Linked DNA regions of Mus musculus: all the other regions are linked to region 1. A link is a loop called in an ENCODE intact Hi-C map of the cell type or tissue named here. Cell type or tissue: left cerebral cortex. All regions are shown on one strand.

Region 1 (5,000 bases):
CCTTGAGCCAGGGTAATTCAGGAAGAAAAGGTGAGTGGAGTTTTATGCTTTGTCTAAATGTTTGCCCTGAAAGCCAGAGTAAGCAGGGTTCTTAGGTGAGAGGGAAGGAGTCGGGGGGGGGGTGGCTAAACATGCCTCCCATTTCCAGTTTCCTCTCTGAAGCACCAGAGGTAAGGATGGCTTAGATAGTGACGACTATCTTAGTGACAACTGAGCTGTCATTGTTTCTGAGGAAGGACAGAGACGGTGTGGGACACAGAGTTGGGTAGGGACCACCCTTATGTGAGCCCTACGGATCTCTGCTCTCTGGGAAGTTCAGTTGGTCAACTACCAACCGAAGAAGATGAAGGCAGAGCACTCACGTCTACCTTGGCTCTCCAGTTTGTAAGCTCCTCTGTGTCCTCCTGCCCCGACCTTTTCCATGATGTATCCAGAATCTCTTCCTGAAGGCCAGGATGATGTCATGGGTATGCAGCCAGTGCAGTCATCTTGACATTTTCAACCATGTTGCCTTGAGGCCAAGAGGATGGTGACGTGAACAGAGGCAAGAGACAGGTCTGATAAATGTCTGCTGCCAGGCCATTTTGTTCTTGAAGTATCACACAGTTTGTATGATGCTTTTGATTTGGCTGTTTTCCTGTTGTTGCTGTTGTTGTTGTTATTGTTTTTGTTGTTTTTTATTTTTGGTCTAAACCCAGAGCAACATTAACCAGCAAATTACATACTACCATTACAATTCAAGAGGTAGATAGATAGATGCATACATACATACATACATACATACTTGGGGAGAGTAAAGTTTCCCATCTTGAATTTATAATGACAGTATCTTCTGCCTACTCCTTTTAACAAAGGGCCCACATTTTTGTTTCTGTCTGGTTCTCTCATTTTATATAGCTGGTATTTGTCTGAGTGCTGTAGTGGACTCTGGATGTGAGTTGGTCCCTGCAGTATGCTACTTGATCCTTCTGGTTTGGAGGTCAATTTGAGGCTCACAACTGCCAGCTCCTGGGGCAGCAGACACAGCGGCCTGGAAAGCAGCCACCTACCCATCTCATCACACACGTGGGCGCTGCCGAGCTTCTGTCCTCTCAGGCTGACTTTGAGGCTTCTCACCTCACCTAGGCTTTGGAAAGAGAGTGCTCATAAGAGTCCCTGGTGTGAGCCGGAGGCGTGGTGGCGCACACCTTTAATCCTAGCACTTGGGAGGCAGAGGCAGGAGGATTTCTGAGTTCGAGGCCAGCCTGGTCTACAAAGTGAGTTCCAGGACAGCCAGAGCTATACAGAGAAACCCTGTCTCGAAAAACCAAAAAAAAAAAAAAAAAAAAAAAGAGTCCCTGGTGTGTGTATGTGTGAGACGGGGTTACTGTGAGCAGCACAGAGATCACACAGCAACATGGAGACCAGGGCAGCCATTGGTTTCTGCCGCTGCACCGAGGGCCGGAGTTAAGGCTCAGAGAAGCTATTTCTGAGACATGGTTCCTCAAGAAGCAGGTGGTCTGAGCGTGGACTGAAAACAGTGTGCCTACAGGGGCTTCTCTTTCTAAAGAACGAAGGTGAGAAGAAGGGAGGAGATGCCTTTTCAAGTCCCTCCCCAGAGCTGGGGATGCGACCAGGAATGCCAGGATGGGAGAGCAGGGATGTCTCTGTGACATCTGACTTCACCAGCGATGTCCCTGGCAACGCACCTGGAGGTTTGGGAATAGGGCCTGCTTTCATTCTGCTTAATGCTGCATATCAACGCTTCAGATGCCAATGGCATTTACAGTAGATAGCAGGGAACACCCTTTGTCCCTCTTAGACCAGGATCAGCCAGCAGACCTGGAGGAGGGCTCAGGAGCCTGACTCTGCTAGGGTGATGCTAATAATGAAGCTTCCCTCTAGATCAGTGGTTCTCAGACTTCCTAATGCTGTGACCCTTTAATACAGTCCCTTGTGTTGTGGTTGTTTGTTGAAAGGTGGCTTGTTTTACGCCGAGCCAGCGCAGTTCTCACGAAAGAGGTTCGTTGTTGAAGGGGGAAAGAAGTGAGGAAGAGAAAAGAGAGAGATGGGGCAGGTCTCTGTCTTTTATCTGGGCCATGATGTAGTTGCCAGGTAATGATGCACACCACCGCGCACAGGTAATGCAGGTGAGACATACACAGTGAATGCCGCCCTGGCAACAGAAGAAGGAGGGTCCTTGTCGCCTAGGGATGATGTCATCGTTGAATTCAGAGGCTAACTGTAAAACACTTCTGATGCTAACAGTGGTGATCCTCAAGCATAAAATTATTTTGTTGCTACTTCATATTTGTAATTTTGCTGCTGTTATGAATTGTAGTGTAAATATCGGATATGCGGGCTATCTGAGATGCGACCCTCCAAAGGGGTCCCGACCCACAGGTTGGTGCCATTACTGTCAGCTCCCAGGTCTTTGCTTCCTTGCCCCGATGGCTGGCTTACTTCTTCCTGCGGGGTCCAGTGGAGGCGAAGGACAGGCCAAGCGGTGGGTGACGGTGTGTGCTAGATCTCACTCTACCCTGGGGATCTGAACTCTGCACAGGGGTCTCCTTTTCCCTCCACTTAGAGGATCAGTTTAGGTACAGGATCATTTCTTTGCCATAAGCATATAGAGAAAGCAAGTTTGGACCACCTGTAGGAAGGGCCACTTGAAGCCACACCTGCCTAGGAAGCTGGGGTTTGAATGGGGACAGGGTGTGAGAGGGCATTCGTAATATCCTGTGTCGACCTGCAGAGGTTCCTCTTTCAGCTGAACTGAAGAATGGAATGTGCTCCGCAGGGCAGCAGGTGGGACAGCACAAAGGGCCCTTGTCTGAGCTCATGCCCACATGTGGCTTCTCCCACAAGGCATCTCTCAAGAGTTGGGGCTGGCAGAGCAATGGTGTGGGTCTGGCTCCTGGGAGTGCAAGGGGTATGACTGCAGGGAAGGTAGAGCCTTAGGTCTGTGGGTGTAAGGGATGTGGGTGCAAGGCAGGGATGGGACCTACTTTCTCTCTTCCCCAAACTCTCTTGCCTTCTTGAACATACCCCATTGGTGGGGCTGGGAAGGATCAGTTCTCTCTGCCTAGAGGGAATGAAAAGATGCATTGTGCGACCGCTCAGAGTCTGGTCGCAGGCCAGGAATTAGGCCTTGGAAGGAGAGGAGGAGAAAGGCCGAGTTCAGGGAGCTGGGGGTGGACAGCCAGAGAGATAGCATGAGGGAGGGCGGCCAGGCAGCAGCAGGTCACCACTGCTTGGCTAGGCTGGGGGGCCTAGGTTCACAGGTGTGGGGCCCGAGGGAAGAAGTGGGGGAGGAGGTGGGCACTGTTATCTTCCCCAGATGCTCCTGCTGCAGGAGGGGAGGAGGGTCACAACTTCAGACTATTTACTTAATCCCCAGGAATGTCCTCTCTTCGCTCTGTTCTTTGTGCCCCTTGTATTTAACGGACTCCTTTATGGGCACATGTGTGGTAATTAACACGCGCAGTGTAGGGCCTGGGCCATGTGTTTGAGTTTCAAATATCCATTGATCTGGGGCAATCCCATCCTGCTGCCCCCTCCTCTCCTCCTCTGGTCCTGGGTTCTTGAAGACAGATGGGGGTGGGGTGTGTGCATGGGGGGTGGTGCACACCTGCACCCACATGTGTTTTATTGATGCCACGGAGGCGGATCTGAAGAAAGGAAGAGTACCCAGGCAGTCCCTCTAGCTCTGAGGCTCTACTGCTAAAACAGCTGGAGGCCGCAGGAGCTGAGAGATGGACTGATTAGGGGTTTTCACTGATGTAGTCCAAAGGGCAGTGGCTGGGAAGCAGGCTGAGCTTCCAGACTACTGACTGGTCTGGGGCAGCCTGTGTCGAGGTGGGCAGTGAGCTTTTCTTACCTGTTTCTTTTTGGGCTAGGATGTAAAGAACTCTAGGTGAGCTCGCAGGGTGACACAGGGGTGAGGGCAGGGGGGTGGAGCACTGCCTGGTACCATGAGGTACCAGGATGACAATTCTCAACTTACCTGAGGAGACTGGAGAGAGATAAAGAACAATGTGGATGGAGGGATCCAGAGAGCATGTGCAGAGCGGGGTTTTTAGTGTCCCTCTTGATGGCTCAGAGTCACAGAGTCCTGCGGCTGGGCTGATGCTGGGACTGCCAGCCAGTGAAAGGCAAGGGTTGTCAGAGGAAGTTTTCTGAAAATTTCTCATTTTCCTATAAGGGGTCTGAGAGTTTGTTGTTTAAAGCAAGTGAGAAAGAAACAAAATCATGAATATAGATTCCATAAGGTTTCCTTCTGAAATTTCTGTATTTGTCAAGCCAGTCTCAGAATAGGTCAGAGCTTCTGAGTCCAACTCACCTTTAATGGGTAGAGAGTTCTTTTTAATCCCTCACTGGCTGCTCCACAGAGTGTGCCTTGAGTAAGGAGTGAGTCACAATTATTTCCCCAAGGTCCCTGTCTGTGTCTCTATTTTTAGAGGATCTTGTGGAGTCTGGCCTGCAGAAGGATGCCAACCTGGGACCTGTGCCCCTGAGGACGTGGGTCAGAATGTATTGATGGGTGGCTTAGGGCAGGGGTGATGGTCGGCAGGTATTCCATATAAAAGAGATGCGCTCTGCAGCCTCCAAACTTGGCCTAACAGTTGAGGGCAGGGGTAATGAGCAGACCTGAAGGAGATGTGCTCTAGTGTCCTAAGCCTGATTGAGATGTACCAGGCTGGCTGTCCAGGGGTAGCCTATACATGAAGCATCACCCTTGAGTCTATGTTTTTACCCTGTGGCTGCATATTTGAGTCCCTGGTGATATTAGTAACTGTTGGTGTTCTGTGTCTGCTTCTTTTGTTGGGTACATGTTTATTTGGAGCTCGAAAGGCTCCTGTTTTTCATAGCTAGTGAGGCTGTAGTCTTGAGTGAAATTGGTGAGAACCCCAGCCTTGTTTTATGGGTTCCCATCAGGACAAGTAAGCCTTTGTGATGGACATAATCTTCAAGTGGGTGTGAGCCTTTCAGGGACCAACAGTTTCTAGAGTCTTAGAACC
Region 2 (5,000 bases), 110 kb before region 1:
ATCTCTCTATCTCTCTATCTATCTATCTATCTATCTATCTATCTATCTATCTATATCTGGGTGGTTTGCATGAGTTACATTGTGTGTTTCCAGTTAAAGAGAAAGGCGACTCCATGAAACAATTCTAAACCCCATTGCACCAGGAGAAGCTGCAGAGCAATCTTTCTTATCCATGTTGGTAAAGAATTATGCTTGGATTTCAACCCTGTCTCAAAAGATACCAGCTTCCCCAGAAATGTGGCTCTGGTCAAGAGCCACAGGGTCATAGGAAGAGCAGAAACATCTGGCTTGTTGCAGAATTCCCTTTGGGCACCCGAGGTCTCCTCTCTTAATCTTTTGAGTGACAGAAGCTTAAGGATTGCCATCTTTCCCAGCTGGCTTTCTAGGAAACCGAGAACATGCCCTTTCGCTTTAACTATCTGACTCACTAATTGAGCTCCCTTGGGGCCTAGACCCCAATCCTTGCCCCCTTTCTGCTTCCTGCCTCCCTTCATAAAATTTCTGACATTTGTTTGACTCTGGAAACCACCAGCTATCAAATATCAGATTGGAGGTTGCTCTATAGGAAGCACCTGATGCTCCGAGGTCTAAGCAGCCACTTAGCTGTCTGGGAAGCTGGTCAGCATCCTTCAGATTATGTAGCAGGCGGCCATTTCTTTCATCCTGCAAAACTTACTGAAAAATGTTTCAGGGGAGAAAGGGCGAGAGGGAGAGGCGGATGAAGTCTGAGTGATGCATAGACCAAGTGAACAGTGTTTGTTTAATCTTCTATCTGCCCTTGAGGGTAGGGATGGGATGGAGGCTGAGACTGAACCCATCTTGTCTATCCATGTATCCCCAGAACTCAGTATGGGTCCAGGCACCTGGGAGAGATTTACTCTGTCAGTGTTTGTGGAATGAAAGCTAGAAAGAGTACAGATAACGAATGTTTAATGATCTCTAAGCAACACTGGTGTTTGAGTAAGACCAGAAGCTGGAAACATTTAAGAAATATGAGAGAGGCTGTACAGTGATGGTGCACACCTTTAATCCCAGTACTCCAGAGGCAGGTAGGTAGATCTCTATGAGTTCGAGGGCTGCCTGGTCTACAGAGTGAGTTCTGGGACAGCCAGGGCTACACAGAGAAATCTGTCTCGAAAAACAAACCAAACCAGATAAAATCAATGTGAGGAATAGGAGAATATGGGAAAGCCAAGGATGTGAGTCAGAAACTGAGTTCATAATTAAGTGTATTCTTTGCTCCCCCACCCTTTATTTAGGTCTCACTATGTAATCCTGGATGGCCTGGAATTTGCAATATAGAACAGGCTGACCTTGAACTCGCAGAGATCTGCCTACCTCTGCCTCCAGAGCACTGAGATTGCCACGGTGCCCGGTGCCCGGCAATCTCTCTTTCTTCTTACCTCAACTCCAGCTCCAACATCGCTCTCCTGGCAATTGTCAACTTTTGAGTCCTTCCTTCTGCAGTGAGCATCTCCTGCCACTGTGATCCATCCCTTCCTGCCAGGACAATTCATGCCTGATCCCATCTTAGAAATGAGGAACCTTGCAAGCTCTTTGAAGCAGATGAGGAAGCTGACTCAATCTGTGTGCTGGTCAGACTGTAAAACGTTTGCCCGGCAGGTACAGATATGCATTTGGCCATGTATGGTGATATCTGGTCTGGACCCCCTCATCCAACTGCCATTTGCAGTGACTGGCTCACAAGCTGGGCTGAGTGAGGGCAGAGGAGGGTGACTGAGCATCTTAGATGGGACATTGGCTTTTCCTCTACCCAAAACCTCCGTGTCTAACTCCTGTTTGTCAAAAGGAAAACAGCTTCTGGGCCCTTTCTTCCCATCAATCAGACTGTCCTACCTCGGTGTCAGCACTAGGCTCTTTGCTCTACTTAGATATTCTTCCTGTTGTCCAATCCTTCTTCTTTCCACGAAGGAAAGTTCACCTGAGATGCTGCTGCTCAAGGGCTAAGATGAGAGCTCGATTTAAACATTTTGGTAGAGCTGGTATGTGACACTTAAAGAAACCAAACGAAGGAGGTTGGGGGAAGTAACCCTCCTCTAAGAAGTGCTAGGCTAGGCACCATGGCCAATTTGCTATCATCGCGTCTCTGAAGTTGAGGAGTTACATTTGGTGCAGCCTAGCAATTCTACTCCTAGGCACATGTGCCTCGGAGAAGCTCAGGCCGGCAAGGATGCAACTGTGTGCCACTGTGATGTTTTTCCCACAAGCTTGGAAGGAGCCCAGCTGCCCATTAGTGGGAGGACAGACGAACAAACTGGGAGGAATTCACACTGTGAAAAAGTCTACTTGCGCCAAACATAGGAACAATAGCCCCATGTGAGATGTTGGGAGATGGCTCAGTAGGTAAAGTGCTTGCTATGCAAATATGAGGACTTGAGTTCAAATCCCCGGAACCCACTTTAAGTCAGGGTTGGCACTATATATCTGTAATTCCTGTATTTCTATGAAGGGTTGGTACTGTATATTTGTAATTCCAGTATTTCTATAGTCATGGGAGAATCCCTAGAAGCTCTTGAGCCAGCTACTGAGGCATTTGTAGTGACGAAACAACAAAGAGACCCTGTCTCCCCAGAAAGGAGGTGGGAGATGAGGATTGACAATTGAAGCTGACCTCTGACCTCAACATGGGCTTCTGTACTCACACTCATGGACACACATGTTGTGGATTTGGTCTAATGCTTATATTATGTTAATTGAGTCCCCCACATTGCATGAGAATCCACATGTGAGAATTTGCATATAAGATACTCGAGGGTCCCTGCCCCTAGTTGCTTCTGATTGATAAATAAGGTTGCTGGTGGCCAGTGACTGGGCAGGAGACAGAGGTGGGACTTGAGGATTCATGGGCAAGGGGACTGAGAGAGGAAGAGGATGGAGAACTGCCATGGTGGGAAGGTAGAAAGACCAGGCCTGAGAAGTGTAGGACAGAGTCTGCCACCATGTAAGAAATCAGGGATCATGGCCCAGGAGGGCTGCAGGCCTGGTTCCAGGGTGGCCAGGATGAAATATAGCTTTTAGTAAGTAATAATTCAGGAATATCGGAGGGGAGAGTGTGCTAGCTGCGTGAAGGTTTGGAGTGGCGCAGCCATGGAGCTACTTAAGGCATATTAAATATAAGGCTGTGTGTGTGTGTGTGTGTGTGTGTGTGTGTGTGTGTATGTGTCTTTCATTTGAGAACTCAGAGCATTGGGGTGGGCAGCAAGGAATTCATGTCGCTGGCAGGGTGATTTGAGCAGGATTAATCGCCTACTACAACACATACATGCACACATTTACACATGTCACCCACATGCACACATATACATTGGACATGTCCGTACGCACAAAGGTGAAAGTTGATGACTCTCAGCAAAGCAATATTCAAGAAAAGAAACATACCAAAGGAGGCAGGGTGACATCTTTTATCTGTATCTATAATAAAACTAGCTAAACCAGAAAATCAAAGTAACTAGGATGCTGGCTTGGAATGAGTCATAGGGTGGAAGGGTTAGATTGGTGGGGAAATCATATGGTCAGCTTCAGTACATTTAGTGAGAATAAGAGGGGGTGGCTCCAATCTTCTTGTCCATTATTAAAGTTATAATAGCTGATTAAGTAAAAAGTAAAATACGCCCCGCACAAATCAAAGTACGTCATAAACTAAGAACTATGATTAATTCAGTTCTTTGCACCTGAGGCCAAATATGAGTTCCCAGGGCCAGGGGCTCCTTCCTTCCCTCTGTTTCTTTCTCTTCTTCCAGATGTGTCCTTATCTAATGTGTCCCACTAGGAAAGGAGTATTATCATTGATTCAGTTCTTAGGTCCAGGCACAAATGTGGATAGCAGTTGGCCTAGCCAAGGATAATTTTGTGTAGGTAAAAGAATTTCTTTAAAGCTTAATTTTATTTTTTAGTAAGGTATAAACTTATAGAAGATGTCACGCTGCTTCGTTTGGTATGTAGGTTAGGATGGATCCTAACCACAAGCATATATGTTCTTAGTTCCTCTGAGTATAGCTGTATCCTAGCTGGTGTGACTCCTGAGCAGCCTCTGTGCGATGGAAGCCGGAGAACTGTTTCTCTTTTGACTGGGGCCTTGGGTCCCACATCCTCCCTTCTCTCCACGTTCCAGGGGCTTGGGTGGGTGTAGAGTCCTGCACACAGCAGGTACAGGGTGGCCTTTCTCTCCAGACCACATAGAGATTTATTGTTCAGGCGGCCAAGTTCTGGCATGGCTGCCAGTGGTGAGGCTTGTCAGTGTGGAAGGGCCCCTCCTTCTGTGTTTGTCACTGAGCTGTTTGGAAGAGGACAAGGGTTGAGTTGCTGAGGAGAAATCGATCGGAGCTGCCGTGAAGCCTGCCAAACAGGGTTAGCATTGTGCACGGTACGTGCTCTGCACAGCTGTGAGTCACCCGGGGGATGAGAGAATTGGGTCTCCAGGAGCGCTTCCAGCCATTCCCACGAAGACCCACAGGTCATTCTAGCAACGAATTGGCTTTTCCTTTGCTCTGACATCATTCCAAACTCAATTGCTAGATCACAAAATAATCTTCCCTGTGGCCACTGCCTTAGCTTATTAAAGGTCTGGAGCCGTGTGGAATTTTTAATATTTCTTTGGTTGGTTTCTGCTTTCCTTTCGCAGGGCCAGTGTGGGGCAGCCTCCACTCTGCAGGGAAGGCAGCTCTGGTTCCAGTGGAGATTTCCCCAGTTAATCAGGCTATGCATCAGGTGACTCAGAACCCGACAGATACCTTATGCCTCTGAGCAACCTTGCCCTCCTATAAATAACCAGTCTGCATGTGAAAGATGTGGAAGGCAGGGAGTGGTGGTGATGGTGGTGGTGGTGATGGTGATAGAAGCGCATGCTTTTAAACTCCAACACTCAAACAGCAGAGGCAGGCAGATCACTAAGTTTGAGGCCAGCCTGGTCTACGAGTGAGTGCCAGGACAGCCAGGGCTACACAGAAACCCTGTTTGGGGGTGGAGTGGGAAGAGAAAAG
Region 3 (5,000 bases), 120 kb before region 1:
ACTTGTTTGAAGGCATGAATCCCATTTTCTGGGCACTCCACCCCTATGACCTCATCTACTCCCAATGACCTCTTGAAGTTCTTTTCTACATGAAAAGGATGGGGTTCCAAGAGGAATTTTTGTGGAAGGGGCACACATTTAATGCTCAATAGCCATATATATATATTTAATTTGAGGGAGCTAAAGACCTTTTATCTGACATAATGTTGATAACCTCTACTGCCAAAGGTGTTCTCCTTCCTCAGTAACCCTTTATGTTTACCTGGATGCTTAAAGAGTTGTAGTCAAGGAACTATAATACAGTGTAGCTTCTGGCGAGGACACTCTTCTTTCTCCCTTTTCCTTTTTTTTTTTTTTTTTTTTTGTTTTTCGAGACAGGGTTTCTGTGTATAGCCCCAGCTATCATGGAACTCACTCTGTAGACCAGGCTGGCCTCGAACTCAGAAATCCGCTACCTCTGCCTCCCAAGTGCTGGGATTAAAGGTGTGCGCCACCACTGCTTGGCCCCCTTTTTCTTCTTGTTCATTGGAAAATGTATGTGTGGCTAGGACTTATGCATCCATCTTGGGCCACCAGATGGAAGCTGTTTATTATGACAGAATGTAGATGGGAATCTAGATTAGAGAGAGATAAGCTTCTAAATTATTTGTTGTTCTATTCAAGAAAGGACCTTGGTAAGGTTAAGTTCCGTGGATAAGCCTCATTTGCAAAGTAAGATTAATACATAGCCTACCTTAACCAAATTGCAAGTTTAGTCTCAGTATTCCATATTCCTGAGCTCAGAAATGCTTTTGACAAGACTCCTCACCTTAGACACACGAGCTCAGTTCCAGCTGCAACAGTGTGGCGCGATCATAAATCGAACTTCAGTGACACTGCAGAAGCTTCGGATCCTCTTGCTTCAGCACTTATTGGGGATCAGGCTGCCTGGTAGATGACAATATCACCTTGCTCTTTGAGTTCCCAGACAATGCAAGCTTTGCTTTTAGATATGGTCTCTAAGTACCTATCTGCTCTCTGTCTTAGTTAAATTGTAGGACAATGTGTGTATCCAAAGATCCCCTTTAACAATAAACATTGTGCTTGCTAGAATGTTGCTGTTCTGAATAGGACAAAAGGTCAAGACGTTTCAAACCAGCATGCTCCTCTAGTGCTGTAGAGCTGAGGCCCCCAGACTTTAGTTATAATATAAAATATTATTCTTCTTCCACTGAAATATCCTCTTAAAATGAGAAGTCGCAGAGGCATAGAGTATGACTAAAACTGGACTGACCAGTTGCCAGGCTAGCTAGATTTATTCTGGGGTCATAAACTTGGCCTCCAGGAAAAGACAACTTGTCAATTTTGCCTATTTATTTATTTATTTATTTATTGATTGATTGATTGATTGATTGATTGGATCACAAGACGGAGCCTGGCTGATAGAGAAATGCTATTTAGAACTAGGGGTTCTCTGGGGCTTCTGCGTTTCTCTGGCTTTTGGAGAAGCTGGGAGTGTATCCCAAGAATGGCGACCACAGTGCAGCCCGCCAAGCAGCAGGAAAGAAAATACTCACGGAGCAAAGTAACTGGAAAGCAGTTGCTTGTATTTTAAATTAAGCTACATGCTTGAAGGCCAGCACTATGTCGACTTTTGGACCAGTGACTATTTGGAAATGAGTTTTCTGGCTGGAAAGTATCATTTGGGGGTTGAGGATGGAAATCACTACTGCAATGCTTCCCTCTGGGGGCTTCATACTGCCAGATACCAGGGGCCATCTGAGCATGTCTGCTGACTCCAACAGCTTTCTCAATAATTCCAGCTCCAGAAGGCAGCGGATCGGCTCCACGGCTGCAAGTGGCCAGGTGGCAGTCAGGAGACACCGGGCAGCCTGCTGCGCCCCTTGTTGGCAAACATTGAAGGTGCATGAACACTGCCTAAGCGCCACATGCACACTCAGGGCTGGACAAGTGTCACAAGCCCAGCTTGTTAAATCTCCAGTATTCCTCATCACAAGGGATGTTTCAGGAAGGCCTGACCTTTGCTGCATGATGCTTCGTGAAGACGAGTCTCCAGAGAAATTCCCAGTGACACAGAGGCGGGAGACTCCATGTGACTCCATGGAGATAGAATAGGACTCCAAAAAACCTAGTCTAGAAATTGGCTTGGTCATCTACTAACCAGATGAGGCCATCAGACAAGTCGATCTCATGCATTGCCCTTTGACCTGCTTGCAAAGTAGAAATATTCACTCCATGAGCACAAAGTACTATGAAGTATTGGCTTGTTTTCTTCCTATACCATTTTAAGGGCTATACTCACTTTAATCTCCTTTAGTCTTGGCAATAACATACACATAGACACACATGGCATGGACGCCATTTTTTGCTCCCATTTTACAGAGGGGGAAAACAGAGTGAGTTCAAGGTTTTACCACTAGATGGCAGAACTGGAATTTCACCCCCATGGCAGTGGTGGTGGGTTCTGGCTCTAAAATATGATCAAGCCACTGAGTCCAGGTGGGAGAGACATGACACTTTTTTTTTTTTTAGAAATGTGCTTCATTTTAGTTTGAAGAACCCTTTATTCTTGCCTGGACATTCCCGTCTGAGGCTGATGGGGGAGGTGCAAAGCCCCTTGAACAGAGAGTGGTGCATTCTGGTTTGTTGTTCAGGAAGACTGGCTGGCTGTAGGGTGAAGGCTGTCTGTATGCAGCCAGATGGGGGTTAGGGTTAGCTTGCTCTTATAATCGAGAAGAGAAGCTGGAAGGGAGCAGAGCTAATCTTTGTCAGGACCTCTCAGGGCAGTCAGGGAGCTGTGAAACCTGGGCTTTATTTCAATCTGGTTAGAGAAATGGATCTTTCTTCACGAAGGGACGGGCCTGGACCGGTGGAAATCAAGCACGAAGAGTTGTGTTCCACTTTTGGAGATAATCACGGGTCTCTTGCGGGGAAGGCAGCAGACACTTTGTTGGGTTGAAGTGAGTGTGTGTGATGCGATGTAGCTGTTACCATTTTCAGGGTGGCCTCTTGGACCACTATGGAAAGAGCTCTAGCACCTGATAGGCCTGCTTAGAGCTGACCTATACAATCCAGGCTTGGGCTCCCAGGAAATTGCTCCTTGGAGGTCTCTAGGATATCTGTGCTCACAGAACACTCCTCCATCTCCTCCATTCATAACTTTCCTCCTCCCAATATGGGACCAGGATTCCTGGGACTGCCCTCTCCTCCCCGGCCTCCGCCCCAGCGTTGTTAGGCCACAGAGAAGCTGCTCCTGTGTTCTTTAAGTTCAGACTGATTAGCCAAGATGCCCGGGTTCTGACCGCAGGTCACATGGACCATAGGGCCATAGGGGTAGTTTACTGGACCCTCGGGGGACCCACCTTAGGCTGCTTCGGTTCGCCTCCGTCAGAATTATCTCAGGCAGCCGCTGTGGAACTTGGGTGTCACCCGTAAGGAGATTTTTTTTTTCTTTTTGAAATAAATGAATACCTCTTCCCGTAGGTCGCAGCTCACTCTGTGGGCCGCACCTGGTGGTTCCCCAGGTTGCCCTTGATTTTGCGGCCTCCGGGAAACATTTCTCAAGGACTTTGGGTCATTTGGAGCTATTTTCCCTGCCTGCTTCATGGAGCTGTTGCGACAACTCAAGCCTAAGAACTAACACACGATAAGTGTGTAAGGCTTCTTTACTATCCAGGTGACCATTCAGGAGGGACTGAGGCTGCTGGAGCGCGCGGAGGTTCCCAGCGAGGACTTGCTGAGAAAAAGTTACTCTTTATCCCAGCCTCTGCTGGAGCCCACTGTGGCCGGGAAGCCAGTGTAGCTCCTGGGGGGGTGGGGGGTGGGGGTGGGGGTGGGGGTGGGGGTGGGGGTGGGGTGGGGTACTGACCACGAACCGCCCCTCTCATCTCTCTCCCATTGGCTTCCACCTGCCGGAGGGTCGGCTGCTACAGGCCTCTCGACCCGTCAGTCAGCCTCTCCGGGCCCCGCCCCTCCCCTCCCGGGGTTTATAACGGGAATTCCCATGGCCCGAGCTCCCGCATCCAACCTGCTGTCGCCGCGGCCACGCCGAGCGCAGCAGGCGCCACGCGCAGAGCACACGCTCGCACTCCAGCTCCGGGCCTCCGCCGTTCATGACCGTGACCCCGGGCGCAGGCTCCTCCAGCCCCTGCCGCTGGCTCTTCGGCCACTCCCAGCTGCTGCAAGGGTCCCCACCTCCCCAAGTGCTTTGAAGCTAGCCTGAGCCCCCCTGCCCGCTGCCCGCTCGTGGCTGCCCGGCTCCGCTGGCACCATGCTGCCCGCGCGCGTCCGTCTGCTCACGCCCCACTTGCTGCTCGTGTTGGTGCAGCTGTCCCCGGCCGGCGGCCACCGCACCACCGGCCCCAGGGTAAGTGCGTCTCCCAGCTGCGCGCGCCCACCTGCGCTTGGCCGCTCATCTACAGGAGGGGGAAGGGAGGTGTCAGACCTTGTCCTCGACTTTACCGTCTAGTCCCTTGCAGGCCTCTTGGAGAAGTTGCTGAAATAAAATTTCATTGCCCCCCTCCTTCCCCGCCTTTTCTTGTAGCACTGACTCCCCACGACCTGTCACCGGTGGGTTTTCTTTCTCGAACTTCTCCTGAGGTTTTTCTCCTGGGCCTCCTAGGTCGGTGGGATCTCGGCCTTGGCTGGAGCAGAGTTTCCCTATGTTGTCGCTGCACCAGTCCCTCGAGCTGGCTTTCTTGGCAGGCAGAGGGTGTGTGTGTGTGTGTGTGTGTGTGTGTAGAAGGGGCGGGGGGGGGCACTCTGCCTAGAGAGTTTTAGGTTACCCGCGAGCCACACAAGGACCTTGTGTTGTTGTTGTTTTAAAAAGCAATCGCTGCTCGTAAAACCCACAGCAGATAATTTTAATGCCCCCCTCCTGCTGGCCTGGCCCTGGAGGAGTGGCAGGGGTAGGGAGCCGTGGAGAAGTTCGGAAGAACTTCTCCCCTGGGTTGGATCGGTTGAACCTTGATCTGATTGGAGTTTCTGAACCACACGAAATG

Evidence for each region. A loop is a pair of places that touch in the nucleus more often than their neighbours do. Peaks named below come from ENCODE experiments on the same cell type or tissue, not always from the same donor. Only the 100,000 strongest peaks of a DNase experiment are listed, where the experiment ranks them.
Region 2: it touches region 1 in a loop (1.8-fold over the local background); 2 of 42 quality-filtered maps call a loop at or near these places.
Region 3: it touches region 1 in a loop (2.2-fold over the local background); 2 of 42 quality-filtered maps call a loop at or near these places.

The regions. Positions count from the first base shown.
Region 1 is chr12:81,137,983-81,142,982 of GRCm38, forward strand. It overlaps Smoc1 (SPARC related modular calcium binding 1), which reads left to right. Exons shown (of 13, transcript NM_022316.2): 5 at 1-30. Among named protein-coding and RNA genes, the nearest start is that of Mir3067, 26 kb to the right of the region's middle. In left cerebral cortex, no CTCF peak of the experiment used is centred here; DNase peaks (open chromatin) are centred at 2,854 and 3,076; H3K27ac peaks cover 201 bases.
Region 2 is chr12:81,029,536-81,034,535 of GRCm38, forward strand. All of the region lies in intron 1 of Smoc1 (SPARC related modular calcium binding 1), which reads left to right. Among named protein-coding and RNA genes, the nearest start is that of Smoc1, 5.2 kb to the left of the region's middle. In left cerebral cortex, no CTCF peak of the experiment used is centred here; DNase peaks (open chromatin) are centred at 2,202 and 4,308.
Region 3 is chr12:81,022,793-81,027,792 of GRCm38, forward strand. Smoc1 (SPARC related modular calcium binding 1) reads left to right here and starts at 4,016. Exons shown (of 13, transcript NM_022316.2): 1 at 4,016-4,366. The coding sequence starts at 4,271. In left cerebral cortex, a CTCF peak has its summit at 2,412 (motif pointing right); DNase peaks (open chromatin) are centred at 3,974 and 4,365; H3K4me3 peaks cover 646 bases.